Regions from separate parts of the Homo sapiens genome. Here region 1 is linked to region 2. A link is a loop called in an ENCODE intact Hi-C map of the cell type or tissue named here. Cell type or tissue: heart right ventricle. All regions are shown on one strand. Each heading gives the region's core, and the rest is flanking DNA. Links, peaks and the distances in the headings are about the cores only. Region 1 overlaps LOC105378774 (a long non-coding RNA gene). Region 2 overlaps CACHD1 (cache domain containing 1).

What was found. Hi-C counts contacts between places; a loop is a spot of excess contacts. Peaks named below come from ENCODE experiments on the same cell type or tissue, not always from the same donor. Only the 100,000 strongest peaks of a DNase experiment are listed, where the experiment ranks them.
Region 1: a loop joins it to region 2, with 5 times the contacts of the local background. A loop is called at or near these places in 13 of 110 quality-filtered maps.

Annotation. Positions count from the first base shown.
Region 1 is chr1:64,373,599-64,383,730 of GRCh38, reverse strand. LOC105378774 (a long non-coding RNA gene) reads right to left here. Exons shown (of 3, transcript XR_947460.4): 2 at 970-1,068; 3 at 160-411. Among named protein-coding and RNA genes, the nearest start is that of CACHD1, 91 kb to the left of the region's middle. In heart right ventricle, for the core only: a CTCF peak has its summit at 4,795 (motif pointing left); no DNase peak of the experiment used is centred there.
Region 2 is chr1:64,670,828-64,680,959 of GRCh38, reverse strand. It overlaps CACHD1 (cache domain containing 1), which reads right to left. Exons shown (of 27, transcript NM_020925.4): 17 at 9,274-9,396; 18 at 7,703-7,802; 19 at 7,496-7,612; 20 at 5,399-5,559; 21 at 4,977-5,063; 22 at 3,949-4,065; 23 at 2,650-2,801; 24 at 1,204-1,365. Among named protein-coding and RNA genes, the nearest start is that of RAVER2, 69 kb to the left of the region's middle. In heart right ventricle, for the core only: CTCF peaks have their summits at 4,804 and 5,011 (motif pointing right); no DNase peak of the experiment used is centred there.

The DNA.
Region 1 (10,132 bases), core at 1,030-9,029, 300 kb after region 2:
GTGGCGGGTGCCAGATACTCAGGAGGCTGAGGCAGGAGAATCGCTTGAACTGGGGAGGCGGAGGTTGCAGTGAGCCAAGGTCGTGCCACTGCACTCCAGCTTGGGTGACAGAGCGAGACTCTTTGTCTCAAAAAATAAATAAATAAATAAATAATAAAATGAGGGATGTGTGGCTCTTTCACTTGAATGCTTAGAGGCCATTGTAGGTTATTAATTGGCCTAATTTCAATATTTTTGTATCTTAGGTAATAGGGAGGCCTGAGGAAAGGAAGAAAGAGGGGGAAGTCGGTCGGTGGATCAGTCAGAACCCATCCAGCATTGATCAGTTAAGTTCACCATCTTATATAGGTGTGGTCTATGCTGCCCAAAACAATTACCACAGAAACATCGGAGATCGTTGATCACAGATCACTGTAACAGATATAATAATAATGAACAAGTTTGAAATATCGTGAGAATTGCCAAAATATGACAGAGACATGAATTGAGTATATGTTGTTGGAAAAATGGTGCCAATAGACCCGCTCAGCGCAGCGTTGCCACAAACCTTTAATTTGTAAAGAAATGCAGTATCTGTGAATTGCAATATAATGAAGCGCAATAAAGCGGAGCACAATTAATATGGTGTGCCTGTGGGTCCTCACTTCATTTCACCTTCTCATCTGGGTTCAGAGCCCTCTTCTTTCACTGCACATATCATTGCTGTGTTATAGATGAAGAGGGCTGCATCCCACTCTGGATTTCAACTCCCCGAGGATCGAGATTGAGTTGCTTATGGCCCTCTTGCCAGAGATTAGCATCCTGTCTAGTAATTATGGATGTTCAGTTATGATATAGAGTGAATAGAATAATTAGGGAGTAACTGGAAGGAATCAAGTTTTAAATATAAGATTTCTGTTATAATGGCAATAGGGGAGATAATTTGCCAAAAAGGCTGGTGGAGTGGGAGTGGATGGCAAGGGATGGTACCTGTCTGGTGTCCTTCAATTCAATCTGGAATTCCCTCCGCTTCTTACATGAAGACCAGTCCCAGGCATGCTGTTCTGATCCAAGAGTTAAAAGTACATCCTATGAAGATTTGAAAGATAAATGATTCCGGCATGGATGCCCCTTGTCTATTTTTCTTGTCACTTCTATGAAAATGTCAAGTTACCTGGGAATCAACTCCTCTGGGCCCCCTATAACACCTAATGATTTTGAATGGAATCTTGTAGAATATTTATGTCTTAAAAAAATAGAGCGAACGAGCCTAGGCAACATGGCAAAACCCTGTCTCTACAAAAAAAACAAAAATTAGCTGGGCATGGTGGTGCACACTTGTAGTCCTAGCCACTCAGGAGGCTGAGGTGAGAGGATCGCTTGAGTCCAGGAATTTGAGGTTGCAGTGAGCCATGATCACACCACTGCACTCCAGTCTGGACAACAGAGCCATATCCTTTCTCAATAATAATAATAATAATAATACATAAAATAGAATAAATGTATTGCAATGATCTCAGCCTCATTAATAACATGTTCTAACCTAGTAGTTCCCAAACAGCTATATTAGAATCATCTAGGGAGTTTAAAAAGGAAAAAAACCAAAACAGATTCCTGGTTCCAACCCTGGCTTTATGAAGTCAAACTTTCTATATGGTATCAAGGAATCTATGTTTTAAATCATTAGGTGTTTCCAAAGAATACTTTGATTTAGAAACTACTTCTTTGATCAAATTAATTTCTTAAACAAATAAAGGGCCACTTATTTGGTTTGTGAATGTCTCCAATGAACATCTGTACTATTTTTAGAGACAATAAAAGTCACAGAAGACAGGTAGAGTTAGTAACTAATTAGTAACTACAGTTCTTTTAAATGATAATTTTTTCTCTTATGTGGGCAATTACCAAATAAAATTCATTACTATTTAGCTATATCTCCATTTAGCCTGTATAATAATAATGATCTATTAGTTTGTCTTTCAATAGTGCTTATTAGTGGGTTCGATATATATAGGTCAGTGTGTCGAACAAATTACCCTCAGAAGCAATTATCAGTTCTTTATGTTCTTGCTTAAGGAATTGTTGGATATGACTGGTGTGATTGAGGGATGTGAAATAGAGGTGATGAAGGAGCTTCTTCAAGATTCCAGGAAATTCAGAAAGGAAGAGAATACGGACTGTTTTGAAGTTGATTCTAACAAACCATTTGCCTGCAGTTGAAAGGTTTTGCTATATTTTTTTGAGTAAATAACTGTGATTTGGAAAGGGACACAGTAAAAAAGATTTTAAAATCTCCACCTTCAATGAGTTTTCTGTTTCTTCTGGGAGATAAGTTATGCAGCCATAATTTAAGGTAAAACACAATGTGCTATAGCAGAAGTAAAACCAAAAGTGTTCTAAAAAGGTGAAATTAGCTTAGAACTATGCTAAAAAGACTAATGACGTGCTATCAGAGAGCAAAACACATTATGAAATTACAGTAAATAAGTGTTTGTGGTATCTGTACAAAAATTAGACAGATAGGACAGGAAGAGTCCATAAAGACTGTATTCTATACAATCATTTAAGAATAAAAGAGATAAATCAGTGGTGAAAGAACAGTTTATTCAACAAATAGTTATTAAAACATTGCAAAGCAGATTTAGATCAGAATGAATTAGATTTTTCTGTCGTATCATCACTAAGATCTAATTATTAAAAGTGATAATACTCAATATTAGCAAGAGTATAGTGAGATAAATACTCTCTTATACAGCTACTGGGGATACAAATTAGACTAATCTCTCTGGAAAGCATTTTGTAATATGAATTAATACATTTTAAAATATTCACAATCTTTTAATAGTTCCACTTATATGCATACACATACACATATGTATGTATATCTATGTACATGTATGTGTTCACAGATATACATATATACACACATATCCCTAAGATTGTGAAATTTCAGTTAAATTCATTTATAAAATGGTCACTATAGTGTTATTTATGATGGTAATAAAATTAGAAAATTCATAGTTGATTAGGACAATTATTAAGTAAATTGTATTACTTCAACACAGTGGAATAGGTCTGTTAAAAGTTATCTGTTGGCAGTTTTTTATTGATATGTTCGATAAAAAAGGTAGGATACTATCACCTCAGTATTCAAAACATAGAAAACCAACCAGCTGGAAATATATATTCCAAAATGTTCATCTTGCTGTTTTGGAATTATGGGATTATGGGTGTGCCCCTCCTCTTTCCAAATTTTCTGCAATCTACATTTTAGAGTAGTTTCTTGACATTCACAGGTGATGTATCTGAAACAGTTGCTAATCCTCAAATGTGAATACTTTCACTTTCTCAGACTTTAGTTCTGTCTATTGCAGCACTGTCTCTTTATCATCAGCACTGTCAGTTGGATTTCTTCTCACACAGAATATTTTTGTTACATCCTTAAAGCTACTATATACTTGGTAATGAGAAGAGAACAACAGAGCCACATTGAGCTCAGATTCTGGTCTTGCGGTCAGCTAGCAGTAATAGCAGTAGAGAGCAAATACTTCCCTTTCTAAATGTCCCCTTCCACGACATTCAATTAATAACAATAACAATAAAAAGAATTATTTGATATGGACAATTGACATTCTCTGATTCTAATATAAAGAATGAATACATGTATCTTAAGAAAATGTTGCTATTTTTCTTGATCAAAGTTAACGTAATGTTGGCCAAGCAAGCCCTAAAAGCCAGATTGTATCCTCTAAGTCCCTCCTATAGAGAAATGTAGGAGGCACCGCTCTGCCAGCCTCACTCATCAATAAGCCATTCTGGTTTTGCACCATCTGCAAAGAATTCATGATCAAATTCACATCAAAGCAAAATTACCAACTACCAGGTCATAGAACTTAGGTCTTTTTCTTGAGTAATTAAACTGAGGAACAGTAAGTTTATTATGCCAAAGTCTATGTTAAAATTCAAAGGTAAGGGAGAGCAATGGAAAGAGAAAAAAGAAATTAATTTGATGTGGGATGGTGCAAGTACGATTTTCATTAAGTATTCACAGGTGCAAATGTAATTTTATTTCTCTACGACTAAAAGTAACTATATCCTCAGTCTTCCCCAGCCCCAGCCCCACAAATTCTTAATCTGAAAACAAAACTTTCAAAATTATTAACAGAAGGTGGATTGATAATACAAAGACTCTATCATGGCAATATTCTTTCTTCCTGTGGTAAATCTGAAAGGTTAGTTTTGTTTGATCCAAGTTGTTCCTGATTTTTTTTTAAAAGTGGCATATGACTTAGGTGAAAGGGGAGCAAGTACAGTATGACTGGAGCATATAATATGTGGGTCAGTGTAAGAGGTAGTGTTTGATTTTAGTGGTAAGAAGGAGGTAAGACTAGAAAGGTAGGTTGGAGTTAATCAGGATCCAAGTAAAAAAAAAAAACCGAAATATTTCTAGATATTTTAAACAGAAGGAATTTAATACAAGGAATTGGTTACATGGGTAAGGGAATGAGAGAGAGAGATTTATAATAAAAAGGGGGTGGAGTGGTTAGTAAACAACAGTTTAGTAACTGCATGAAGCGACTACAGTTCTTAGGCCTGGGAGACAAAAGGATGAATCTGGTGTTACCGGAGTCCAAATGTGCAGAGAAAGGCTGTTTGGCTATGCTAGAACTCATGGCTGTTGCCGCTACTATGGAGATAATGTGGGTTGCGGAAGGATACAGCCACTTGCGGAGGAGTTCTAGAAGCGGATAAGAAGGAGGAAGAATGGATTCTCCATCTTTTTATTTTCTACGTCCTGCCAGTGTCCTCTACTGGCAAAAAATAACAACAACAACAACAACAGCCAGTTGTCAAGGAATTCTGGGAAAAGTAGTATGTAGACCCTCAGGTTTAGAATTACAGAGCAGAATAAAGAAAAGTTGATATGGGCTAAAATACTATAGGTCTAAACTGAGAAATGTCAGTAAGGAATTTGGACTTTTAGAGAAGTTGTAAGGACTTGTAATAAGTTTAATTATATGAATAAAGTCTCAGGAAAGAAGTGGGCTAGATTTCTCAGTTTCACATCAAGGTACCCAATCCCATCCCACCCAGCCCACCAAGCTACTATGGGATTTCCTTTCTCTCTACGCATGTGTATTAGAGTACATGCTTTTTCCTATCCACTCCTTTAACTTCTCCCAGGGCCAGAGAAGAAATTTAAGGACTAGGAATAAGACATTTTATAATGGTACCATTCATTGTTAGTGAATGTGGAGAATGTTTGTAATGGAACCCAGAACAGGAAGAGAGGAAAATGCATCATTTTTAGCATAATAATGGCCAGAGTTAATATTTCACAAGAAATAAAATCATACAAAATCAACATACAAAAATCAGCATTTCTATATGCCAGCAGTGAACAATCTGAAAAAGAAATGAAAAAAGTAATTCCATTTACAATAGCCACAAAAAATTAAATACTTAGCAATCAACTTAACCAAATAAGTGAAAGATCTCTCTGTAATGAAAACTATAAAACACAAATGAAAGAAATTGAAGAGGACACCAAAAACTGGAAAGATATTCCATGTTCATGGACTGGAAAATTCAATATTGCTAAAATGTCCATACTACCCAATCTACAGATTCAATGTAAACCAATGACATTCTTCACAGAAATAGAAAAAAACCTATAATTTATATAAAACCACAAAAGACCTAGAATAACCAAAGCTATCCTAAGAACAAAGAACAAATCTGCAGTACCTAACTTCAAGTTATACTACAGAGCTATAGGAAACAAAACAGCATGGTACTGGCGTAAAAACAGACACATAGACCAATGGAAGAGAATAGAGAACCCAGAAACAAATCCACACACCTACAGTGAACTCATTTTCAACATAGGTGCCAAAAACATGCACTGGGGAAAAGATAGTCTCTTCAATAAATGGTGCTGGGAAAACTGGATATTCATATGCAGAAGAATGAAACTAGATCCTTATCTTTTGACCTATAGAAACGTCAAATTAAAATGGATTAAACACTTAAATCTAAGATCTGAAACTATGAAACTATGACAAGAAAACCTCAGGGAAAATGTCCAAGACATTGGGTCTGGGCAAAGATTTCTTGAGCAATACCCCACAACCACAGGCAACCAAAGCAAACATGGACAAATGAGATGACATCAAGTTAAAAAGCTTCTGCATGGCAAAGGAAACAATCAACAAAGTCAAGAGACAACCCACAAAATGGGAGAAAATATTTGCAAACGACCCATCTGACAAGGGATTAATAACCAGAATATATAAAGAGCTCAAAGAACTCTATAGGAAAAAAATCTAAGCATCCAATTAAAAAATAGGCAAAATATTTGAATAGACATTTCTCAAAAGAAGACACATAAATGGCAAACAGGCATATGAAAAGGTGCTCACCATCACTGATCATCAGAGAGATGCAAAACAAAACAACAATGAGATATCTCACCCCAGTTTAAAAGGCTTACATACAAAAGACAGGCAATAACATGCTGGCGAGGACGTGGAGAAAAGGGAAGCTTTCCACCATTGGTGGAAGTGTAAATTAATTCAACCACTATGGAGAACAGTTTGGAAGTTCCTTAAAAAAACGAAAAATAGAGCTACCACATGATCCAGCAATCTCACTGCTGAGTATATACCCAAAAGAAAGGAAATCAATATATGGAAGAGATATCTGTTTGCAGAGACACTCTTTGCAGCAGCACTGTTCACAATAGCCAATATTTGGAAGCAACCTAAGTGTCCATCAACAGATGAATGAATAAAGAAAATGTGATACATATATACAAGGGAGTACTGTTAATCTGTAAAAAAGAATGATATCCTGTCATCTGTAACAACGTGGACCAAATTGGAGATCATTATGTTAAGTGAAATAAGCCAGGCACAGAAACACAAACATTGCATGTTCTCACTTCTTTGTGGGATCTAAAAATCAAAACAACTGAATTCATGGACATAGAGAGTAGAAGGATGATTACCAGAGGCTGGGAAGGGTAGTGAGGGGCTGGCGGTGGGGGGAAGTGGGGATGGTTAATGGGTACAAAAAAATAGAATGAATAAGACCTCCTATTTGACAGCACAACAGGGTGACTATAGTCAATAATAACTTAACCAGCACATTTTAAAATAATGAGAAGAGTGTAATTGGGTGGTTTGTAAAAAGGATAAATGTTTGAGGGGATGGATACCCCATTCTCCATTATGCAATTATGACATATTGCATGCCTGTATCAAAACATCTCATATACCCCATAAATAAATACACCTACTATTTACCCACAAAAATTAAAAATTAAAAAAAAAGAAGTAGGTTTACCTTTTTTTTTTTTTTTTTGAGACAGAGCCTCACTCTGTCACCCAGGCTGGAGTGCAGTGGTATGATTACAGCCTTTAAAACCTGGTTCCAAATGCTCCTCCAGCCCAGCCTACTGAGTAGCTGGAAGCACAGATGTGCACCACCTCACCTGGCTAAGTTAAATAATTTTTTTTTTTTGTAAAGATGGGGTCTTGTTTTGTTGCCCAGGCTGGTTTCAAACTCCTGGCTTCAAGCAGTCCTCCCTCTTTGGCCTCCAAAAGTGCTGGGATTACAGGTGTGAGACACTGCACCTGCCCCCACATCCTTGATGTTAGTAATATGAATTTCTCATGTTGGTTAGATGGCATCATCTTCACAAAATAGAGGAATATTTGTAGTTGCACATTGTGTTGGTTTTAGCTATTTTGGGAGAAAAACAGTTCCAGCTTAGTGAAAGTCCCACTGTTTTGCCATTATTCCTATGGATCACACTTGGAACATACTTGTTAACTTTGCCTGGAATTTTGTTACCAAAGTTCTGGGATTAGTTGAATCTCTTTTCCTTTGTCCCTGAAAGAGCAGGAAGTTATTACAACACATAATCTTCTTGGCCCTTCTTCTGGTCTTCACCTATACTTTTATATGTTGGTTGTCATAGAAATGTGCTGTCTTCCACAAATTGGTTATCTTAGACTTATCTGGAAGGTCACAATTCTGTAACGGAACAAAGACTCTGGGCCTAAATATGAAAGTAGAAAGTAGACATAATTGTATCCTCTCTATCCTGGGTCTCATTACAAAATTTCTTCAAATCACTTTACTGTAAATAGCACTGGGTGCAAAATGCTTCTCTCTTAGCACCAGGTTCCTCTTCCCACTAAAGGAAGAGAGAGGGTTTCAAGTCATCTTACCACTTATTTTTGCTCTTGTTGCCCAGGCTGGAGTGCAATGGCCCGATCTTAACTCATTGCAACCTCTGCCTCCCGGGTTGAAGCAATTCTCCTACCTCAGCCTCCTGAGTAGCTGGGATTACAGGCATGCACCACCATACCCGGCTATTTTTTTGTATTTTTAGTAGAGATAGGGTTTCTCCTTGTTGGTAGGGCTGGTCTCGAACTCCCAACCTCAGGTGATCCACCCGCCTCAGCCTCCCAAAGTGGTGGGATTACAGGTATGAGCCACCATGCCCGGCCCATATATTTTTATATATTAGTAAGATATGGGGGACAGGGAGGCAGGCAAGCAGGCAGCGTTTCATTCTCAAGAGACTGTTGACATACATCTCCCCCTTTGCAACTGCACAAAGAAACAGCAGGGCTATTGGACATGAAGGTTTGGTCAGAGGTGGGGCAGTGGTGGGGATAAGTTAGCTTAGAATAAGGGGAACTCTCTTGCTCCCCTTAGAATATTAGCCTTGAGGGTTGAAATGATCCATTAAGCTGATGGATGAAGATAGTTATTCAAATGAAAAGATCAAGGTCTTCTCTGGGTCTCAAAGCAGCACCTTCTAAGCATAAGACCCCAAACTACAACACTCCTAGAAGAAAACATGGTGGAAAAATTTAATGACATTAAACTTGGCCATGAATTTCTTGGCTATGACGCCAAAAGTACAGGCAACAAAATAAAAAAAAACAGACAAATGAAACTATAGCAAACTTAAGAACTTTTGTGCATCAAAGAACACAAGAGGGTGAAAATGCAATTTATAAGCCTGGTTATGGTGGCTTACACCTGTAATCTCAGCACTTTGGGGGGCCAAGGTAGGAAGATTACGTGAGGCCAGGGGTTTGAGACGAGCCTGGGTAACATAGTGAGATCCTGTTTCTACAAAAAAAAAATTTTAATTAGCTAGTTTTGGTAGTGTGTGCCTGTGGTCTCAGCTACTTGGGAGGCTGAAACAAAAGGATTGCTTGAACCCAGGGGTTCAAGGCTGCCATGAGACATGATCATGCCACTGCACACCAGCCTGAGTGACAGAGAGAGACCCAAACTTGAAAAAAAAAAGTTTACAGAATAAAAGGAAATATTTGTTAATCATAGATTTAATGAGGGTTAATATCCGGAATATGTAAAGAGCTCCTACAATTACAAAAACATCAAATAAGCTGATTTTAAAATGAGCAAAAGTCTGAATAGACATGTCTCCAAAGATGATATACAAATAGCCAATACACATATGAAAAGATGCTCGTCATCACCAATCATCAGAGATCCATTCTGCTTTCAAGTTAAATTGAAAACTGGAGGGGCCAGCTATTTTCCACAAGCTCAAGGTGACCACTGCCATGTGGTTTCAAGTGGTTCTGTACTGGCAAAATAATTAGGAGAACCTTTCCCTGTAGGTAGTTTTTTGGACCCAAACCAGCATGTCTAGAAAACATTCCTAAAATTTTAAGTCCATTTTGCTGAGACTATTTTCCTTCTTCTAATTTTTATTCTTTTATTAATAATCTCAATTTTTCAAACCAGATGGGACCTTTGAGCTATACTAGATCAGACATTTAAAATTTTTTATTTTATTTTATTATTATTATACTTTAAGTTTTAGGGTACATGTACACAATGTGCAGGTTAGTTACATATGTATACATGTGCCATGCTGGTGTGCTGTACCCATTAACTCGTCATTTAGCATTAGGTATATCTCCTAGTGCTATCCCTCCCCCCTCCCCCCACCCCACAACAGTCCCCAGAGTGTGATGTTCCCCTTCCTGTGTCCAAGTGTTCTCATTGTTCAATTCCCACCTATGAGTGAGAACATGCGGTGTTTGGTTTTTTGTCCTTGCGATAGTTTGCTGAGAACGATGATTTCCAATTTCATCCA
Region 2 (10,132 bases), core at 768-8,767:
GGAAAGGGATTGAAAAATGACTGACTGTGTTGGTGAAATGGTGCAACAAAAGCCTCCAAAAGGCCAGGCATAAGCTAACACTGGATGACGGTCATCCTCAGTCTAGCTGAATCTCACCAAGGGAAGCACATGGTGATTATCCCTGTTACTAAATCAGGTAACATTACTCCATGATTCCCCTTCAGGCTTGTGGCCATAGTGAAATGCTTTAACATCAACCTGTCATTACAGCTGTTAGAGTGAGCTAAGTGGCCAGGAAGATGAGTTAACTTCACCTCCAAAAAGGTCAGGTCAACACATCCCCGGGGACTGGGGTTTTAGGAAGGATGGAGATGGCCATTAAACAGTTTTGTTCCCTGCAAACAGAGTACAGATACTGCACTTAAACAGAGTATAGATACTGCACGTGGTATTGAGGCCATGATTATAGGTGAATCATTTTGTACTTGGCTTCGATGACTTTTTTTTTTTTCAGATGGAGTCTCACTCTTTCGCCCAGAATGGAATGCAATGGCGCGATCTTGGCTCACTGTAGCTTCCATCTCCTGGGTTCAAGCGATTCTCCTGCCTCAGCCTCCCAAGTAGCTCAGACCACGGGTAGGTGCCACCGCACCGGCTAGTTTTTGTATTTTTAGTAGAGGCGGGGTTTCACCATGTTGGCCAGGCTGGTCTTGAACTCCTGACCTCAAATGATCCACCCACCTCGGCCTCCCAAAGTGCTGGGATTACAGGCATGAGCCACCGCGATTGGCCGACTTATCCTGTTTTAAGAGATGTGATTATTCAAATGTGTGTTTATTCACACTACATAATGGCAGCTGCAATCGAACAGATTATATTCTTGCCATTAGTGATCTGGGGTATCTTTGATTTGCCTGTCTTTTTGGAATTGCAAGGGCAGCACATCTAACAAACAAAATTTCCCACTCAGCATCCCAGCTCCCCTGACTGGCTTATTGCAGAGGCAGGCCACTGGGGGCTAATGCTGGTAAGGAGAGGATCCAGGGATTTTTCCGGGGATCAAAATAGAGCTTGTAGGGTTTAGGCACTGAAGAAGAAAGCAGGCTTTGGGAACTTCCAAAATGACTCCACAGAAGCTGAAAGTATAGCACTGTTCTGACAGTTCCTTAGAGGCTTACACAACCCGCCACTGTCCTTCTAGCCTGGCTGCTGCCTCCCCTGTGGGGTTCATTTTGAGCTCACCTTGGGCAGCAAGAGGAGACATATGCTGATGGCTCCGGCGATGAATCTGGTGGCGGTAGGCATACACCGCCAGGACCAAGACCATGATGCATCCCATGATCCCTCCAGCCACAGGACCCACAGGGGCGCTTTTAATCATGTTTAATGTGATCACCTCATCACCTTCAGTGAAAGAGCAAGAAGATGTTTCTTGTTAAGATTTCCCAAGTGGGGAAGAAAGTAAGGATGGTGAGATGGGAGGGAATACAGTGGGAAGGGGGTTGGCGGAAGATAAACAGATGCTTAGTTAGGCTTTGAGTTCCTCAAACATGACGCATGGGAACGTGGGAGCGGAGGCTACATTTAATTCCTGGTTCTCCAGTGTTGGTTGCTAGGCAGAGCAGGAGCACAAATGGCAAGGACTGCTGGGAAGAGTGAGCAGACCAGAAGAATTGCTTACACAGGCAGCATCCAACACCAACAGAGTCCTAGCTCCCTGGGGTATGAGTTACTCTTGGAAGAGAGGAAAAGTCACCTAGTACAGAGTAACCACTGAAATAAAAGGCACCAGGTCCAATAAATATGCGCTAACCGGATCAAGTTTCGAAGCTTATGGGTTTCCTTTAAAAGGCCATTTGTGCTTTCCAGATAGGAAACTGCAGGTGAGCATAGAAAGTGATTTCTCAGAGCCAAGTCACTTTCACATATGTACCCTCACCTAGTTCAGCAGTAACATACAAGCTCAAAATCCTTCCCCACATATGAGCTTTTCTTCTAGACAGGCTGATGTAAGTGATGTTAAAAATCAAGGTATTAACTAAGGATTTAAATATTTGACTCTACTGCCATCTAAGAATTAGGCCTTGGTGCTAATTCTGGAAAGACTGAAAAAAAAAATCTCAGGTAAGCAATCTAATCTTGGCAGTATTTTTGAGGTCTTGGAGACTGATCCCAGGGGCTGTCCACCCTGTGGTGTCCTTGTGCTTCATCCTAAGCTGTCCCAGATGCACTGGGTAGCTCTGGCTTCTGTTGACTCCAAGGCCCCAAATACTGATTTGTAGCTATAAGACTTCTACCTTGCAAAAGTTGTGAGTGAAGGTTTTAGCAGGCACTAGACATACAGTGGTCACTCCGTACACGGCCCTGTGCTTCTGACAGCTGGCGTGCATATCCAAACAGACTCCAGAGTTTGGCCATGCAGAAACCAGTCCTTATATTTATCAGAACAAGCTTTATGGGAATGAATTCCAGGCTTGTAAAATTTGGCAGCACAGATGGCCACTCACTCTCTCTGCATAGAATATTTAGCCAGTTCTGAAGGTAATTATCTGCCTTGGTTTTGTAACTAAAGACTACCAGCAAAGGAATCAGGGAAGTTGGGAAGAGGATTATTTTAAGATGTCCTAGCATATAGGCAGGAAATTGTATATTCAAGAATCAAATTGTTGGGGCATCTAACAAACATACCTATTGCTCCCATGTCATCAACGTAGGGACTTTTGGCTCCCACAATCCCCCCGAAGCATTCTTTCTGGGGGGCACAGTAGGGTTTGTCCAGGTGAGTCTTTCCATCACTGTCCACCATGCACCATTCACAATCCAGCACCCCAAAACAGTCCCTGCCAGAAAAACAATACTTAGTCTTCTATAAAGCAGTGTGGGGCAGGGGACAGCACTTAAGTGTGGGCATCAGACAGTTCTCAGGATCTCCATTACTTACTAGTGCTGTGAATTTCTTGAGCTTTAGTTTCCTTTCCTTATAAAATGAGAATAGCAATAGACTGCCAGGGAAATAACTGTTTTATGCCTCTTAACAACTTGGAAAGGAGAGAAATAAAACTGCTCTCTGTGAATTAAATAATGACATCCACACATCATGGGGCTATTCAAAATCATCTTACAAGACCAAACAGAAATGACCCCAATGTTTGTTAGACTCTGGCTTAACATCCCCCAAGTGTGGGGTCATTTAAAAAAATAAAAAAAAAAGTCCAATAAGTTTGGAAATACTTGGCCAGTCACCACAGGTTTCCTCACTGCCAATTTCTCAGAGCCTTTAGTGTATTACATGCATTGTGACTGTCTCAAGAGAATATATGCAGTGTCAGCATTTCCCAAACTTAATTGACTTGGGGCTACTGTATAACATCCCAAATTAATCAGTTTGATGCCACAATTCCTTTGCTAAAATACACACGCAAAGCAGAGTAAGCTATCCCTCTAAACACTGTTTAATAAAATGGCAAGCTACAGCTACAATAAGCTAAAAACCAACTCCCCTTTACTTAGTCTACCACAGCCACTATTTCCATAATGTCTAGTCCCAAACTCCTAATCCCACCTGAGGAGTGGGGAGAGAGCGGGGAACATGTAGTTTTTAGTTCTCAAAACTATCATGAAGCAGATGTGTTTCCTAAGAAAGGAAAATAAATGAGCTTCAAAATATCACACCTAGAGCCTTGACCACTGGGTTCTGCTTCTGGACCTCAGGGGTTCCTCCTCCCTTGCCCTGCTGCTTCATGCCATGGCCCCTCACAAGTCTTTTATTTCAAGAAAAACTCCCATTCACAGATGAGGCTACTAACATATGGTACACACGCTAAATACGGGTAATAAGTGGGAACGAGACAACATTTAATCTGGTGGGTAAAGGCTTATGGAAATCAGTTTCAGATCTGAAAAACTGACATACCTTTTTAAAACACGAAGAGTAGGAATAATAAATATTAGCTGGAAAACCTCAATTCTTTACTAGATTCTGCTTACCCACTTTCCAGCCTCTGACTGCACCTGCTGTTGACACACTGGTGAAGAGCATCTTGCAGGCCAGGGTCAATAGCTGTGTATGTCACCGGCTCCTGGTGGACCTCGCAGCTGGGGTTTCTGTGCAGGAGGTAAGTCTGGAGGTTAAGACGACCACCGCCCACATTCCAAACTCATGCTCCTGGTCCTTAACAGCAGTCAGACAGATTTGGGTTTGAATCCTGGCTTTGCCACTTAGTGTGTAACCTTGTATCAATCACTTAACAACTCTGAGCTTCAATTTACTTATCTTTATATACAGTAGAAGTAATACAAATAACCTAGGCAACATGATGAAACCTCATCTCTACGAAAAGTACTACTACAGCAACAAAATTTAGACAGGCTTGGGAATCACATGCCTGCAGTCCCAGCTACGAGGGAGGTAGAAAGGTGGGAGGATTGCTTGAGCTTTGGAGGTAGAGGTTGCAGTGAGCCATGATCGCGCCACTGCACTCCATCCTGAGCAACAGAGTGAGACCATGTCTCAACAAACAATTATACACACACAATACAAACACACATGACACTCTTAATTTCTAGAGAAGGGGTTTATTACAATTTATTTTCCTGGTGTTAAAATCTGTCACTGATATAAATAATGCTGTAGAACACATCATACGTGTGTAAAAAACACTTGCATATTTATCACAGGGTTAATTAGAACACTAAGTGACTTAATGTGCATAACGTACTCAACACATGGTAGACACTTAGTAAATGCTTGAAACATTCTCACATTTTTTTGTATGTAGCACATACACTCTTAATACTTTTACAGCAGTTAAATTTAAACCTTGAAACAGGCATCATTTTATGGCACTACGGAGCTTGAATTCTGGCTCACTGAACAGTTAGTTCTATCATTAGAATGAATCATCTTTATACGCCCTAACTCAAAACAAATCTATAAGAGACTCACAGTATTACATATGTATTATTATTATTATTATTATTATTATTATTATTATTATTATTATTAATTATTTTACCGGTTCTCTGCATTGGTGAGGTTGCCAGTGCACTCATTGACCTCTAGAGGGCACTCACAAGGACATTCACATTCATTTTGTTCCATTCTGAAAAGCAAAAAGAAAGTTACTATGCAGAAGGTCAATGGCAAACTGTAAGTTGTACATGTGCTGGGGAAGCAAAATAATGAAGCTCTGAGCTAGTTTAAAAGAATAGTAAAAAAGAAGTTACAGCCAAAGGTTAAATACATAAATGGCCTTAATCCATTGTTCTTTGGACAAGGATGCTGCAAACGGCACAGCTCTAAGTGGCTTTGTAACTGTGACTTTTCTTCAGGACACACACCAGCACTTTCTGTTTATTTTGCACTTCAAAATGCCTGACATCAGTTGAAATATTAAACAGTGTGGTGAACACAGAATATGACCCATTGCATTTTTACCGGTGACAGTTGAGACAGAGTCGGTCCACCATGCTGCAGGCACAGAAGGCAAGAGAGTCGCAGGTTTCGTTGACAATGCCAACAAACGCGTTGGTTCCTGGGATCCTTGCTAATCTGTATTTGGAACAGTGGCTGCCATGCACAAGGTTCGTCAAATCCCCCTACAGAACAATCAAGGTATCAGAAATGACAGACAGCAATGCAAAGACTCAGCCCTACCTTGGTGAAAACAACTCTTCAACTACCTACGAAAAATAGCTTAAAATAAAATGTTTCTGATTACAAAAGTCACTGTTAAAAAATATATAGTCACTGTTAAAAATTTAGAAAATAAAAATTATTCATAATCAGAGATATCTCCCATTGAACAGCTGTGTATATATTATGAATTCTTTTATCTGTGCTTATACAAATGTAACTTTTATAACTGTTATTAAAATCTGTTTTTTCTTAACACATAACAATATACCAGGAAAATGAATACTTCAAGAAGCAATAAAAGACAATTTTCAGGGAAGGAATAGTTTAAAATTTATTCACATGCAAACCTAGTTAACCACAAATTGTGCATTCCCCTTTCTTTGGGTGATGAACCTTTTTCCTTTTATAATAATAAAATTATTTAAAAATCAAACCTAACAGGCAAATTTCTGCTTCTAGAATATTTAAATAATCCAACTAAAACAAGTATCCCTTTTCTTCATTCCATAACAAGAAAATGTGATAGCAAGTTTCTTGAATTGCCAATTTTGTTTATCATATTAGAAAATCAAAGATTCCAAAGTGGTATTGTAGAGTTGCATGTAATCATTTTTCTGCATGTGTGTCAGATACACTAGGCAAATTATTTCACCTCAAGCTTGTTTCATGCCATTCACCCTGTATATATGCTTGGTGAGGATTAGCTTAGTTCTGAGAATCATAGCACTCAATGGGTTTTTAGAGGTCTACATGAATTTCTAACTGTCTGGAAGACACCCACCTCTAGAACATAAGCAGTAACATAGGCTTGGAGTCCTGACAGCCCCAATACCCAGGAATGCTCTAATTCCATTTGGGGATAACTTGGGCCAATAAATTATTCGAATTTGCCTTTTGAGAAGTATCTACCTGAGTATCCTGGCATTGTGTGCTGAAGACTCCAGAAATCATTGCATAAATAATAGAAGATACACAGAATAAGTCAGACTTTCCTATGACAACCTTACTTGGCAGTCTCATTTGTCAATGTCTCCTTTAAAAACAGTGCTTCTCAAAATGGTATGGGGTCTGAACAGGGTAATAATGACTTCCCTTGCTTTGAACACACCATTCTATTAACATATTCATGTTTTAAACTACTCTTTTCCACCAGATAATTGCTTTCTGCAATAGAGTTTTTGAGACTCAGTTTAGGATTTTTAATTTAACCCAGTACATTTTAAAAATTAATTACATACTTAATGACTGACATAAATGCCTATTCTAAATAAAAAACCTACTTCCTGTAAATAGCTTTTTGAATGTTCTTTCATTCCCCATTTTAGCTTTCTCCCAACTAGGATTATTTATAAATTAATGAGAATGTCCTTAAGATCTTTAACCATAACCAGGTAAATTTGCAGCAACTCAAACTATACAGAGTACTCTAAGCTAAAAAAAGACATTATTTTCAGATGATTTACATAAGAGTTCCCATCTCATAGAGCAAATGATCAAGAACTGACCTAACTTGGCCTTGGGAATTTAAGGAGCCCGAGTGATCTCTAGAAGACAGGAAGAGAGGAACACATGGTGCCACATATATTTATACAAGACTGTGGGAACCAACTTCAGCAGATATTTCAAAGGACTTACATTGGGAAAGTCTTTAAACAAATAAAACCAAAACAAAATACCAACTGAGAGACCTTAAAACTTTTACTTTTCTACTCTGAGCTTTATATCTCCCAATTGTCAAACTGGGAACTGGAACTAAGCTCCTGTCTCCTCCTATCATTCTATAGTTCTAAGGCGATGAAACAGGTAGGAATAATATTCAGACACTAGCCATGATTCCAATTCATGTTCCATAATGGGATGGAAAAATGAGAGTGTTAAGGAATCAGATCAACTTACCGCAAGGCTGGTGTTGAATTTATAAAACCTCTGGACCGTTCTGTCACTGAAGCTGTTGCACAGGTTTTTCTTTACAAAGTTGGGGTGGTTGAGGATATCATTTGCTACCAGGGGCTCCTACCAAGGCCAAAGAGAACAGAAGACATATGCCATGTAGTGAGCTGCAGGAGGTTGGAGAACTGAGCAGCTCAGCTTTGTGACAAATACCTTGTGGGTGATGTGCTGCTGCTCCACAGGTGCATGTCCTTTGGGGTCGATGAGAGTCGGGTGCGCCACCAGATAACCCCTGTCCTCCATTATGAAGCACCTGTACCAAAACAAGTTATGCCCCTCATTCATATCAGCTGTTTTTTTTTTTTTCAAACGTATTCAGAGAGCATTTATCTTGCTAGCCCTGAAACAAACTGCATTTATCCCAGGTTCTCAATAAATACTCATTGGAAAAATGAAGGGAAGCTGGCAGGCAGGTAGACAGGTACATGATTTTTGAGGTTGCGGGTCACCTAGAGTAGAGGTTAAGGTAAGAGTTACACCTGACTCTGTGGTCACCTACATAGTGTATACAGAATGCGCTCACCCAGTCCGAGTAAGATGGACTCAGACCTTTTGCAAAGATGTATGAATGGGAAGTTTGTTCTTTTTTTCCAGGCAAGCAGATCCTAAAGGAAGTAGACTTGAGTATTTCTACTGACAGATTTGAAGTAAAGCATATAATTTCTTCTTTCAATGATAAATATACACAAAATAACAACACGCAGGGGATGTATAAAAATATACAGTAGTCCTTCTCCCTTATCTGTGGAAGATATGTTCCAAGACCCCCAATGGATGCCTGAAAGTGATGATAGTACTGAACCTTACATATACAGGTTTTTCCCTATATATATCTACCTGTGATAGTTTAATTTATAAATTAGGCCCAGTAAGAGATTAACAACATTAACTAATAATAAAATAGAACAATTATAACAGTAATAAAAGTTATGTGAATGTGGTCTTTCTGTCTCTATAAAAATATCTTATTGTATTATGCTATGGGTAACTGAACCCTCACAAAGCGAGACCAAAGATAAGAGGGGGACTACTATATTTGATCTATATTTGATAGAAACAATAAATGAAGCTAGAACTGCTTTAATCAAGACTATATTTTGCTTTATTTTACTTTACATTAGTGATATCAGTTTGCCAGGAATTCTGCATTTCCCCATAAGGGCCAATGACACGAAGCATGAACCATGAGGTGGAACTAAGAAAGCTATTTTTAAAAGCAGCCTGCATTAAATCAAGGGTATGCCCTTGCTTTGATCAGACAAGTTCTTTTGAAATTCAGGAGGCAGAGACTTTTGGTTCCATGGTCTCTTTCTGGGGAAATGTAAAAGGAACAGTCTAAGCAGCTGAAAATGTCACAAAGACTTTGGTTTAATGACAAAGTTAACATCAAAAGTCCTACCCAAGAGTCCTCTCTGGTCTTTCTAGTACCAAAGATATGGGAAGCCTCTAATTACTGACTTCCAGGGAAACAAGAGCTTTTGGTGCATTCCATGCTACAGTTATTTTTCTTGTTGTGTGCTGAGTCTGTCTAAATCATAAACAGTATGCATCTCAGAAAAACGAAAGAAGAGAAAAAGAACAAAAACCTTCTTAATAGGACACCCAGGCCATAAATTAGATTTCTATTCCTGACCATAACTATGCGGTTCCCATTCAACTAGAGATACCTGACATCTATTTTTAAACTGCAGCTAGAAAGGAAATAGCATCCCCAAAGCACTTACCTTATTTTGTTGCCACCATCTTGGTTACAGACAGGTAATAGGTCCATCAGAACTTTGTAGAAGTATCTGAGTGTGAAGTCAATGCCCATCACAGCCACAGTGTGCCCAGAAGACAGCTGTGTACTTTAAGTGAAAAAGATCAATGAGAACAATAGGCATGGCTTATTTAAGGATAAAAGCTATGTTCAGTCACAGGGACATTGTTTGGTATTAGAAATACCTTCCCACTGTTCCTCCCTACTTTTCCCACCTACAAAAATGATCAACTAAGTGACTGATTTAACACAACATGGAAATTTTATGAGAGAAAAAAATTTAAGACTTAATGTAGGACTGTATAAATAAGAGTGGCCCAAAACCTGAGCAGCTGTGAAATATGACGTTCAGAGAGTGGCTCGACTGACAAAAATATGGGCACAGAGGCATCAGGTGGGAGGTTGGATGCATGACTACTACAGTTACTTCCAACAAACCTCTAGATAAAAAAAAAATCCCCCTTAGCAACACCCTTATTATTTACTTCATTTTTTAGATAAGAAAACTGAGATCTCACAAAGGTTAACTGAGTGGCTAAGGTCATACAAAACTTAGGAGGAACAATGTCTAGTCCAGTTTTTTTCCCACAACATTAAGGTTGACTCTACTCAGAGCACAGCTCATATTCTAGAACAAGACTCTCCTGGTCCATAGGCCAGTGCTTTCTCCATTCCACCCTGCTACTCTCAACAGCCAAGGAAGAGAAAATTGGGCAGTAAAACACGGTGCTAACTTGTTTGGCTCTGGAATCAGCAGATCTGAAGTCAAATCTTGGCCCTGTTGCTTTCTATATATGTGGCTTATGGAATGCTGTTTCACCTTT